Linked DNA regions of Homo sapiens: region 1 is linked to region 2. The links are chromatin contacts, found by Hi-C or POLR2A ChIA-PET in ENCODE. All regions are on one chromosome and are shown on one strand. Each heading gives the region's core, a stretch centred on a gene start or an enhancer-like site at or near the end of the contact. The rest is flanking DNA. Distances are from core to core; before and after follow the strand shown.

Region 1 (5,660 bases), core at 1,760-4,259, 130 kb after region 2:
AACTCTGATTAAACACTATAGGTTAATGTTACAGGGAATTAAATATTATGGGGGATTTATTGGCTGACATCCTGGAAGCTCCATAGAAGAGTGGGCTTCGTGCCTGGCTTGTTCAGGGATCCTTTTTCTGCAATTCTCTTAGCTTCGCCCTCCTTCTCATTTCAATACTGTCTTTATATTGGTTTTCCTCATGGTGGCAAAATGATTGCAGCAGTTTCTGGCATCATACCGTCCTGTCCAGAAGAGGGGAGTCAGATGGTCTGGAATGCTAGGAAGAGTCCAGAGCTTTGTGCTGCTTGGCTAAGGCTGGGGTTACAAAACCAGTCACTGAGGGTGGGATCCACCCCCTCTAAACCGAATGGCTCTTTACACGGTGGTGTAAGGATGGGTTCCCAAAGGAAAACCTGCATGCTGATAAGAGGGGAAAAGGAAGAATGATGCCAGAGAGACAACCAGTGGATGCCCACCACAGCCCTGGAAGTTCCTGGAAGTTCATGGATAAATACTAAGCAGTCTCCACGCCATTGAAGATCTCCCAACCTAGTGTGGAAACTAATGGGTAATTACAATAGGATGCCATAAGCCCGGTAACATAAGCCTATCCAATGAACAGAAGTAGCACAGAGGAGGAAGTGATCAGCTTTGTCTGGGAAGTCAGGGAATGTTTCACAGGGGAGTGAATATTTCCACTTTTAAAGGACAAATAGGAGCTCCCCAGGGGGCCGGGGAACATCATGGGCAAAGCCACCAGACCTCGGGACAATGGAGTGAGGTGGAGGCCCTGCTTTATTCTGGCTGGAGAATAAAATGCAACAGGGGAGTAACTGTAGGTAAAGCCAGAGAGCTGGGCAGAATCAGAGCAGGGGACCCTTGGTACTACGCTAAGGAGACTGGATTTACATGGGCAGGGCCTGTGAGATCATGGGAGGCCTGAAACTAGGAACTGACATCAGATTTGTATGTTAGACAAGCTTTGACAACATTGTCCAGGATGGATTCAAGACGCAGGACTGAGGTGGGAGGACAAGTTACAGATAATTCGTGTACATTGTAAACACTCCATAGATGTTAGTATATAGCTGCTCAAGAAGCAGTAGGCCTTTTGCTCTTATCCATAAGACGATTAACTCTGGACTCAACATCATGCTAGGGGCTGGGGTGGGCTGCAGAATAAGTCCATGGCATGGTCCTTGCCTTTAGCCGACTTCCAGTCCTCTGGGGAGGACAAAAGTACACAACCGATGTGAGAGCTAGCCTTTAATAAGGATAGATTCCTACAAGGTCAGAGAGTACCCAGAAGGCAGGAAGCTTAGTGGAGGAGGCAAGACATGACACAGGGCCTGGAGAATTTGGAGTGGGAAGCTGTCTGCTAGGCAGGGAATATGGGCTTGAAGAGATAGAGACAGTCAAGGTTCTGGGAGATCTTGAAAGCCATGTTGATATAGTCACAGGAGAGGGAGGTTCGTATTCTTCATGCAAGTGGCGCTCAGTAAGGACAGAACCATCTAAAGAAGATAAGCCTGGCTGTAGCTCCACAAAGAACAGCCTGACCCCTAATCCTGGGGTCTGGGGCTGGGGCTGGGCTCGTGACCTGGAGCAAGGGGTGTGGAGTGAGAGGCATTGAGAAAGCAGACACAGGAGGGCATTCCATGGCAAATCTCTGCCTTAGTTCCCTTAACTTTCCTTTGCTTCTGCCAACAAGTTGTTATTTATTCCCTGCTTGGGGCTATTGTTTCCCATTCCTTTGCCCTTGAGGTGGCCACTGTCCCCTTTCTTTCTGCCACTCCATTTCCCTCTGTCCTTGTCTTTGCCCTCTCTGTCAAAATTTGGCTCAAAGTGCCAGAAAGCCATACCTGATTCACCCTACCTGGGGCACCCCCTCCTTTGCCCATGTCCTCAGTCCTCTTCCTCATGGGTGAGCTCTCCTGAATGAAAGGTGAGATTATGGGTCCTTGGAAGATATTTTGCATGTGTCTGCGGGTGGCACCTGCTTTCCCCAACAATACAAACCATCAGGCCTCCCGGCGGCAAAGTCAGCCTAGTCCTCATTCTTCATATGGATAAGTAATTACTATGCAATTAGAAAACACAGAAAATGAAGGGGCCCTTTGTTCCTGGTTGCTTATTAATATTAATTTTTTTAAAAAGGTCTCCCTTCCCAGCTTGGGATCCTACAGAACAGGAAGCAGACAAATAATGCCTTTGAACAGCTGTGATGGGCTGTTGAAATTAGATCTGTCAGGGGATGAGAACACCACGATGGCAGCCACTCCGTGGTATAGGCTAAGAGGGTTCCAGGGGAAGGTATCTTGTAAGTGGTCAATAGAATGCTAGAGACACATCCTAGTCAATTTGAATACAATAATGATAATAGATGTTAATAATAATAGCTCACATGTATTATGAGTGAGCCAAGTACCATGTCAAGCCCACCTGCCTTATCCCATTAAATTCTCATAACCCTATGAAGTGAGCACTGTCATTCTCATTCCCATTTTAAAGATTTAAAAACTGTAGTTTGGAAAGGATAGTAGCTTATCTGAAGTGGCAGAGACAGGATTTGAGCCTAAGCCTGTCGTCATTCTGTCCTCTAAGCCACTGTCAGCGGACGCTCCATCGTACCAGCCCTGGGATGGCTGAGCCAGGCTCTGCAACCTTAAAACAGACACTCAAGAAAAAACCACAGCTGCTCTTAACTAAATTCTCCATTATCCTTGGGGGAGGAGATAACCCCAAATCATTTACGAGTGGCCTCAGGAGGCGGTATAAGTATTTTTTGCACCTGCTCCTGCTGTTGCAGACACTGCCTGGCTTTGGCTGACAGGTTTCTGGTCCCTGAATGCACTCAGACCAATGTCAGACAAAGGAGGCCGGGAGGAGGCGTGGTCGTGTAAGAGGAAGCCAGCCTGAAGAGAATTATTGGAAGGGAACCTTTAGCTGAAACAAGGCTGAGGGAAGTTAGCCAATGCCCAGAAGAAACTAGGCGATGGAGCACGGGCGGGCTTCTCTGGGAAGACAGACGTCCTCTGTAGGGATGAGTCAACATTTTTTCCTGTGGGCTGCGAGGACCGCTTCTGGAAGGTCGCTGGGAAGCCCCGCCCGGCCTTAGGGCTGGGAGGGGATTGGCTGCCCAGTTGCTGGGGCTTTGCTCTGAGCCAGTGGCGGGGTGGAGGGGCGGGGCCAAGGCGGGAGCAGCGGGCTTCTTGGCCAATCATCCTGCAGGGAGGCTGGGCACCCGGTACCATGGCAACCGCGAGCAGGGCCTCATTTGTTTTGTAGATGAGTAATTACTACACAATTAGAGAAAGCTAAAAATAAAGGGGCCCTTTGTTCCTGGTTACTTATTAATATTAATAAAATGGTCTGCCCAGGTCTGTGGTAAACATTTGATGCCTGCGTGCCTGTGGCAGAGGCTTGTGTAGCCGGGAAAGGCACCCCAGCCCCGCTCGCCCCTCTTTCGGGAAGTTATTTCTGACTATATCCTGGAGAGGGTGGGCTTCTGACCTTGGGGAGAAGAGGAGAGGCTCAGTGTGACAGACATAGGATCCAGGATGTCCTGGAGTCCGGGTCCGTCACTGACTCAGGTGGAAAGGTGGCGGCAGCGTCACCATCCTTCAGAGAAAAGACAGACACACAGCAGCAAAGCAGACACTATGGACCGGTGTCAGAGGAAACCCCTAGTCCAGTTTTGCTGTGTCCTTCTGTGTTTTCTGGCTTTTGATTGATCAGCTCCAGGTGTGTAAAATAGTCGTTAAGTCTTCAATGGAGGTAGCCCCCAAGACTCCAGTGACTCCCCTCCCATCTGGCTTAAAGGGCACATTCCGTTCAGGCTTGGAAATGATCTGCTGGAGGTTTACACTGTGTTCAGGGTTGTCCCCGTGGCTCCCCATGCCCTGGCCTTCGAAGTTAAAGCAGCTGAGAGGCTTGCTTTCTATTCCTTCTCCCTCCTAGGGGGAGAGGTTGCCTTGTTGATTACTCCAGTGAGGATGATTAACAGCTTAAAAAAAAAAATAGAGGCAGCATAAGAGCATAGAAGGCAGAGTAGGGAATCAGAAGACTTGGTTCCAGGCCTGCTTCCACCTCTACTAAACGAGGAATTCAGACTAAAGGGTCCTTGGGAGCCATTTCAGCTCTACAGCTCTGTTTTGCTGCTGTTTCCAAAGCTGGAAATCCCTTTTCCTTGGAGATAGGAACAGGGACAGTGACAGTGCCTTAAGATCTGAGAGAACAGGCCGGGCACGGTGACTCACGCCTGTAATCCCAGCACTTTGGGAGGCCGAGGCGGCTGATCACTTGAGGCCAGGAGTTTGAGACCAGCCTGGCCAACATGGTGAAACCCCATCTCTACTAAAAATACAAAAATCAGCCAGGTGTGGCGGTGTGTGCCTGTAGTCTCAGCTACTGGGGAGACTGAGGCAGGAGAATTACTTGAACCCGGGAGGCCCAGGTTGCAGTGAGCTGAGAGTGCGCCACTGCACTCCAGCCTGGGTGACATAGCAAGACTCCCTCTCAAAAAAGGGGAAAAAAAAAGAAAAAAGATCTGAGAGAAGTGAGTGGAGAGAAAGCCAAGAGGTTCCAGGTGATAGGAAACTTCGTGGGAATTTGAAAACAGCCATGAATTGTTTAATGCATGAAGGCAATGGGAGGGACAGAAGCGGTTCCAGAACTGTGTATCATTTTACACATCTGTCCTCAGACTTCCATCCTTGGGTGTGGTTGATTAAATCTCTTAGGGTTTGATTCTGTGTGGATGGTATTCATGAATAATAGTGGACCTGTTAATAGCTGCTGTCAATGAGCAAATCAACCCAGAGATTGTGGCCAGTTCAGTGGCTCTTGAACTTTGCTGCTGTTCCTAATAGGAACTTTGATCCTGTTAGGATCACCTGGGGAGTTTTTAAACTGTGCAGTGGCCAGGCTGCATCACAGACCCATCAAACCAGAATCTAGCAGGGTGAGCCTCAGGCAGGCCCAGTGTGTAACACGGGGCTCAAGTATCATCATGTTCTTGCTGGATGTAAAGCTCCATAACATCTTTGTGGCTGTCACTGGTACCCCAGCCTCCTCTAACTGGGAGGTGGGGAGGTGGGGCTGGGATCTCTAGCCTGCTGCTGTGGAGCCCACGGCTCTCCAGCCTCCATTAGTCTTCCCAGCAGGGTCAGGAAGGCCACCCTCCAGGGTGGACCAAGGGGTTTTTGTCCTCATAGAGGGACCCTCCTGTCTCTCTCGAGGACAGGCCAGTCCTGGCTGAGATTAAGGGCATGTACCAGTAGAACTAGCAGCCTGCAGCAACTGTAAACAGAGAAGCAGCCGCCCTCCTTGACTGACCAATGGGAGCCTTTTGGTAAGGTCGGAGTTTGTTTGTTATTAAAGACCTAATTAGAAACATGAGAGGGAGCTGAATGGCTCTGTGCTTGGCTAATTAGTGACATGTATGCGCCTGCTTTGAACTTCAAGGACACAGAACTATTAGTGCTTACATCAAAAATGGATTAAACTCCTGTGCTTTTATAATTATTAAAAAGGAGCTACTCAAGTGGAAAGTCTTTTGTGTGGGTCCTCAAGGGGCTGCCCCTGGGATAACTTCCCCACCCCACCCTGCCCCCTGCCTGCTAGAGCCCCAGCAGTGAGTTTTCTATTAGATATGATTGGGCAGTAAA
Region 2 (5,755 bases), core at 476-2,975:
TGCGATGCCCTTCTGTAATGGGGTGGTTCTTCAGGGGTCCCCAGCTGGGGTGGGAGTGCCATCCTTGATGCCTGCACGCTGGCCTGTCATTGGGTGCAGCCCACCCTGTGAGGCTGATGTGACCTGGGCTTCCCCTGGGGAAATCCTGGAGGGGACTTCCAGCTGGGGACTATCTTCCAGCAGCACTCCCAGCCACTGGGAAGGAGGTCCTTCATTCCTGAAGGGGATCTAAGCATCCTGACACAGCACCCACTGTGATGGTGTGTGGAGTTCTGTTGCTGTCTAAGCAGGCCATGTTAGCAATCTTGATAGAAACAGCCAACACTTTCTGAGCACTTACAACACCAAGTGCTTAGCACAGTGCTGGCACCTACCATTGAACCTTGATGACAGACAGCCATAGGTGAACCGAGCTGCCCAGAGTCTCACACTGGTGAAAGCAGAGCTGGGACGTAAACCCAGCCTGTCTGACCTGGAGCTCAGGCTCTTACACTCTGCAAGCATTGTGCAAGGTAACTGGTTAAAGCGGAGGAGCTGGTCATTTTAAGGGTTTGGTATTTCCTCATTTTCTGTCCTTCTCCACAACAGCCTTCTTGCTGGATGACCGTGCTCCTCCATTTCCACTTGGAGAAATTAAGGCACATAAGTTTGGAATATTGCATAGCAGATTCCTGCAGCCAGACAAGGAGCAGAGCTGTTGTTAAAACCTGGATGCCAGTCGGCACGATGGCTCACACCTGTAATCCCAGCACTTTGGGAGGCCGAGGCGGGTGGATCACCAGAGGTCAGGAGTTCAAGACCAGCCTGGCCAACATGGTGATACCCTGTCTCTACTAAAAATACAAAAATTAGCCGGGTGTGGTGGTGGGTGCCTCCTGAAATCCCAGCCACCCGGGAGGCTGAGGCAGGAGAATCGCTTGAACCCAGGAGGCGGAGGTTGCAGTGAGCCGAGATGGCGCCATTGCACTCCAGCCTGGGCAACAAGAGTGAAACTCCGTCTCACAAAAATATAAAACAAAAACCTGGATGCCTCCCTTGGCCCTGTCCCTCACTTCATTTCCTGGCCTTCCATACGATGATTTGTGCCCAGGGGGAGCGGAGAATGGTGGCTTTCCAATCTTCTCAGAGTCACTTCATTTGCTGTCTAAAAGTTGTTAGAGATGGTCTGGAAAACACTGGGCTGATCGTCAATGGATTTAATCATTAGGAGGGGGAAGTTTGTTGCTTTATCCTTGTAAAAGTCAGATAAGATCTGGGACTTGGCATTAAGTATTGATCCCAAGTGGGGCTGGAGGGGAGGGACAGGGAGGGAAGAGGCAACAAGGTGCTGTCCTTCCAGTTTGCTCTGTTGTTGGCAGGAGGCCGGGGAGTAGACAGCCAGCGGGAGGGAGGAAGGGTGCACTGGCCAGCTCTCTCTCCAGTGTCCCCACAACCTCAGCCCTGATGGAGAAAGTGGAATGCGGGCATGTTGCTTGCTGAAATAATCTCACACTCACCTCCTTATGGGGGAAGGGAACCCTCCCCATTGTGAGGGTCACTGTAGAGGATCCTCAGCTGTCCTTCCCTCCAATTTCAGAGCCCTGGGTTCCTGAGCCCTGCACAGCTGGGTTCCTCCAGGGAAGATCTGGATGGTTGAGGCCTAGTTGAAAGGAGGTGAGGAGTCTCTGAAGCTAATCCCATAGCCTGGTGAGGGAGTGGTTTCTGGCAGAGGACATCCCTGTGGCCTTCATTACCCAGCAGGCCTGCTTGCCCTGGAACATTGCCAGAGGCAAAGGAACAGGAGACACGGGGAGAGAAATAAAGATTAGTGTGATGGATGACTCTTCTGCCAGCAGTTAGCAGTTGCTTATTAAATGCAATGCTAATGGCTTTGGAGAGGAATAACAGCCCTGAGACCCACTGGAAGGGGGTGGGATGGTTTTGTGAGCCCCAGCGAGCACCATCAGTGGCAGGCCTCTTGAACTAAGAGGGTCCTTTCCCAGAGTGGCTGTGGTTTATCCCAGTTCCTGGGCTGGAAAGGTGCAGTGGTTGGGGATCCAGCCAGAGGGAGGAGCATCCAGGCAGGTGGCCGGAGAGCTTGGGTTCTTCCTGGAGCTTGCTCAGTCTCTGTCCCGAAAAGCAGCTGGCCAAAGTTTAAGGTCTTTGTAATTTGCGTAATCGGTTTATTTATTAAAATGGTGCCAGTAAGATGTAACTTAAGCTGTGATAGAAGATAATGCTTTTCTAAGGAGGAAGAACAGCCCTTAATGTTTTGAATACCTGCCAGACACTCACTTTTGAAATTGACCTCTGAAGTCCAGATTGACTCTTTTATGTACGATGTATAAAGATGCCTAAGAATTGCACTGTCATTATTTGTTTATTGGTGTCTATTACTCAAAAAAAAAAAGAGGGCATAGAAAAAAGTTTCACAAAGGTGTAGGTTACATTTTAAAATAATTTAAAGCATTGCTTCACTTGTAGGTGTGGGATGTCAGACATAATGTATGCATGTCCTTCCTAATGAGAGTCTAACATTCTGACTTTATTTACCTAGGGAAGAACGTTGGGACTGTATAAGCTGTACATGTGACTTTGTAGGATGGAGGAATAAGTGTATTTGACAAAAACGATCAGACCCTCTGGCCAGAAAGGGCACAGTCCAAGAAGAAGGGTTGTTGGAGGGAGTAGAAAGTATGATAAGGATGTGTAGAATCACAGCTGGTGATGACACTTTTGCTGATGTGACAGGAGGGCAGCCTGCAAAAGATTGGCTCCCACGCTGCCCTCGTTTGGGGTCTGGAGCAGGATTTGCTGCCTGTCTTCCCTGCTGGCATTTTACCGGTAGTATTTTCCCCACCTCTCAAATCTGCTCTTATCTTTTCACTAATTGTTGATGGTGTTAAGTATCCATCAAATCCTCTCCCAAGTCTGAGATGTGTTAAGGGGTTTATTGGAAGCCTGTAAACCAACAGTTGGTCACTATTGGTATTGATCCTAATTCTGCACCAGGATTAGAAACCACTTGACAAGAAAGCGGACAGTCTGTCATAGACCACCACCAACAGCCAGGGTTCCTGGCCTCCCAGAGCTTTCAGTTTAGTCCGTAGTGTGATGTAACATGCCAGCTGGGTTCTCTTAGGTAAGTTCAGGGTCCTAGATGGGGTTAGGTGAAAATCCAGTTCTCTTTCCAGAGTGGACCATTGTTGGGTGGCAGAGGGTGGGGCGGTGGGCAACTGTTTAAGAAAGACATTGACCAACAGGAATCTGGGAGAGAATGGTGAGAATGGGGTAGAAACTCAATATGATTGAGTCCAAGAGGTCTTGAGGGGAGTGGAGAGCTGTGATGTGGTCATTCATTGCAGCCTTTGGGTACTTGAAGAGTTTCCATTGGAAAAGAGTTCTGTGTAGCCTCAATGTTGGGCACACTTGAGTTAGAACAAGGAAGAATCGCCTAGTCCAACAGTGGCAATAAGAGGACAGCCATTGCCCCTCTGCCAGATTCTCAGAACCCAAGGTTCTGTGCCTCCAGTGGGCTCATTCTAAAGCTGGGACTGTGTGAGGGGGTGGGCATGCTGCGTGCCCACCGTGAGGGGCACACCCGCCTCTTCACTGCCTTGCAGGGCTGTATCCCCAGGCCCTGTAACCTTGCAGCGATGGAGGGCAAAGGAGGGGGTGGGATAAAGAGTCAGCCCACCCTTTGCCATCTTTCAGAGACCAGCCCCGGAGCTGTCTGCACATTTTATTTTCTCGTTAAATAAACACCATTAGCCTTCCTGAGAAATTGGTGCAAACATGACCTCGCAAATAACCAATTAAAAGGGTAGGGTTGAAGGGGAATGTGAATTTGAAAACATGTAGAGGAGGCCATTAAGGATTCCTGTAGAATCTGGCAACATCGATCCAAGACCTTAATTTTATTTCTGACAGGAAAGCAAGGAGTGTGCTTTCATTTTTTTCCCCCGAGTTAACTCAATTCCGGAAGCGCCCATTCCGGCGCTGTCTCTTGAGATATTAATCAACACAGTAGCTTGGTTTCTGTTCACCTGCTCTTCTTTGGAGACACGGAGTAATACAAAGCCCTCAACTTCCTAGCAACAGGGCTGGGGGACAGGGTGCCCGGGGCAAGAGGGAGCTTGCAAAGCCAGGGGGAGTTTGGTACCCAGGATGAGCTGCACTTTTTTAGCCAAAATACAAATCTTAAACTTCTTTCCTTTGGAATAAAAGCCCTGGCACCAAAAGGGTGGTGACCTAATAGGTCTTCCTGCCTCCCCCTGCTGTGGCCCACGGAAGCAGAAAGGGAGTGGGCTCAGGGTCAGCAACTTCACTGACCCAGAAGTGGTTTTTTTGTAGAGAGGGACAATGAATCTTTTGTTTGGTCCTGTTCCCATAGAGGCCCAGGCTCTGACTCTCACAACATGGTTTAAGATCTCGGTGAGGGCAGAGTGTGGAGATCTGAAGAGAAAGGAGCTTTTAGCATGGCAGCTTGATTAAAAGCACCCCCTTTCTTAGCATCACGGCACTGCCAGTGGCCGGAGAGGGCTGGGCCAGGGGTCGCCGCAAGCCCTGGGTGGCTGCCTCCCCGTTGGGACTTAAGGTTCCTAGAGGGGTCCCGGTTATTATGCACCTCTGGACTTCAGCCTCTGTTTTCAGTTTGTGGATCAGAGGGTGTACGCTATCCCATCTGTATCTGTATATCAGCATGGTATGCTGCAAAGAGCTTGAGTTTTAGAGTTGGTCATACTCGGTTTCAGATCCCAGCTTTCCCTTGGGCGTGATCTCAGGCAAGTTACAAGATGTTTTACTCCCTTGTGAAGGTAACACACCCGCTCTGTAAGAGTTAAATGATTCCGCTTGCGAGGTGCCCACTCCCCACTCCCCGCAAGTGGAGAGTGCGGGGCAGCCTGGTTTCTTCCCCCTTCCTCCTTAAGTGAAACCACCTGCTTAACTTCTTTAGGCAAACAAACTAAAATCTGTGTTTGAGTTTTGGGGACCCTAGTCTTGAAAAATAAAACCCTTTCGTGGTTGTTTTTTCCTCTGCTTTGCACACACACATATGCTTGCATGTGCATGGAATATCTTTGAAAGGATGCCTGCAAAATCGGTAACAAGGAGTTAGAACTGCATATTGGTTAAGATCACATGCTCTGAAGTGAGACAAATCTAAGCTCTGGGACTTAATAGCTGTGTGACCTTGGGCAACTTACTTATCTTCTCTGCAACTCAGATTCCTTATCTGTAAAATAGGACATTGGGTTAGCCTGAAGCTTACGTCATTTAATGAGTATAAAGGGTTTGGAACAGTCTCTGCCCATACTAAACACTCAAATATGTTTTATGCACACGTGCATATCATATGCAGATGTACATACATTAAAAACATACATACATAAAAAAGTGTTTGCTCCTTTTTTATGGGGAAGAGAATTAAGCAACCTGAGATACAGAGACGGAGGGAATCTTTTTATTATATACTCATTTACTTTTTGAATTTTTTTTTTTTTTTTGAGACGGAGTCTGGCTCTGTTGCCCAGGCTGGAGTGCAGTGGCGCAATCTTGGCTCGCTGCAATACTTTTTGAATTTTTGTACCTTATGCACTTATTACCTATTCATTTACTTCTTTAGTGTGAGCTTTTAAAATTTATTCCAATTTGAATTGTCAATGCAGTGATAGAACAACGTGAAAGAGACTTTTTGAAAGAAAGAAAATTTACCAGCCGGGCACAGTGGCTCACGGCTGTAATCCCAGCACTTTCGGAGGCCAAGGTGGGCAGA

Evidence for each region. A loop is a pair of places that touch in the nucleus more often than their neighbours do. ChIA-PET counts read pairs that join two places held with the same protein, here RNA polymerase II (POLR2A). Pooled maps may share reads with other maps.
Region 1: a map of posterior vena cava shows a loop between it and region 2 (3-fold over the local background). The contact joins two enhancer-like sites. A Hi-C loop is called at or near these places in 2 of 168 maps with a recorded cell type or tissue (Right ventricle myocardium inferior and posterior vena cava), 1 of 37 single-sample maps with no recorded cell type and 5 of 50 pooled maps. POLR2A ChIA-PET finds 5 or more read pairs at or near these places in 1 of 52 experiments (activated CD8-positive, alpha-beta memory T cell).

The regions. Positions count from the first base shown.
Region 1 is chr17:57,660,007-57,665,666 of GRCh38, forward strand. The region is part of intron 11 of MSI2 (musashi RNA binding protein 2); the gene reads left to right. Among named protein-coding and RNA genes, the nearest start is that of MSI2-AS1, 54 kb to the left of the region's middle. RefSeq lists a silencer at 2,956-3,248 and an enhancer at 4,427-5,033. Within about 2 kb of position 3,010, at least 25 of the 41 ENCODE cell types and tissues checked have a DNase peak (open chromatin) inside an H3K27ac peak, as active enhancers do.
Region 2 is chr17:57,533,715-57,539,469 of GRCh38, forward strand. The region is part of intron 7 of MSI2 (musashi RNA binding protein 2); the gene reads left to right. Among named protein-coding and RNA genes, the nearest start is that of MSI2-AS1, 72 kb to the right of the region's middle. RefSeq lists enhancers at 52-101, 112-301. Within about 2 kb of position 1,726, at least 4 of the 41 ENCODE cell types and tissues checked have a DNase peak (open chromatin) inside an H3K27ac peak, as active enhancers do.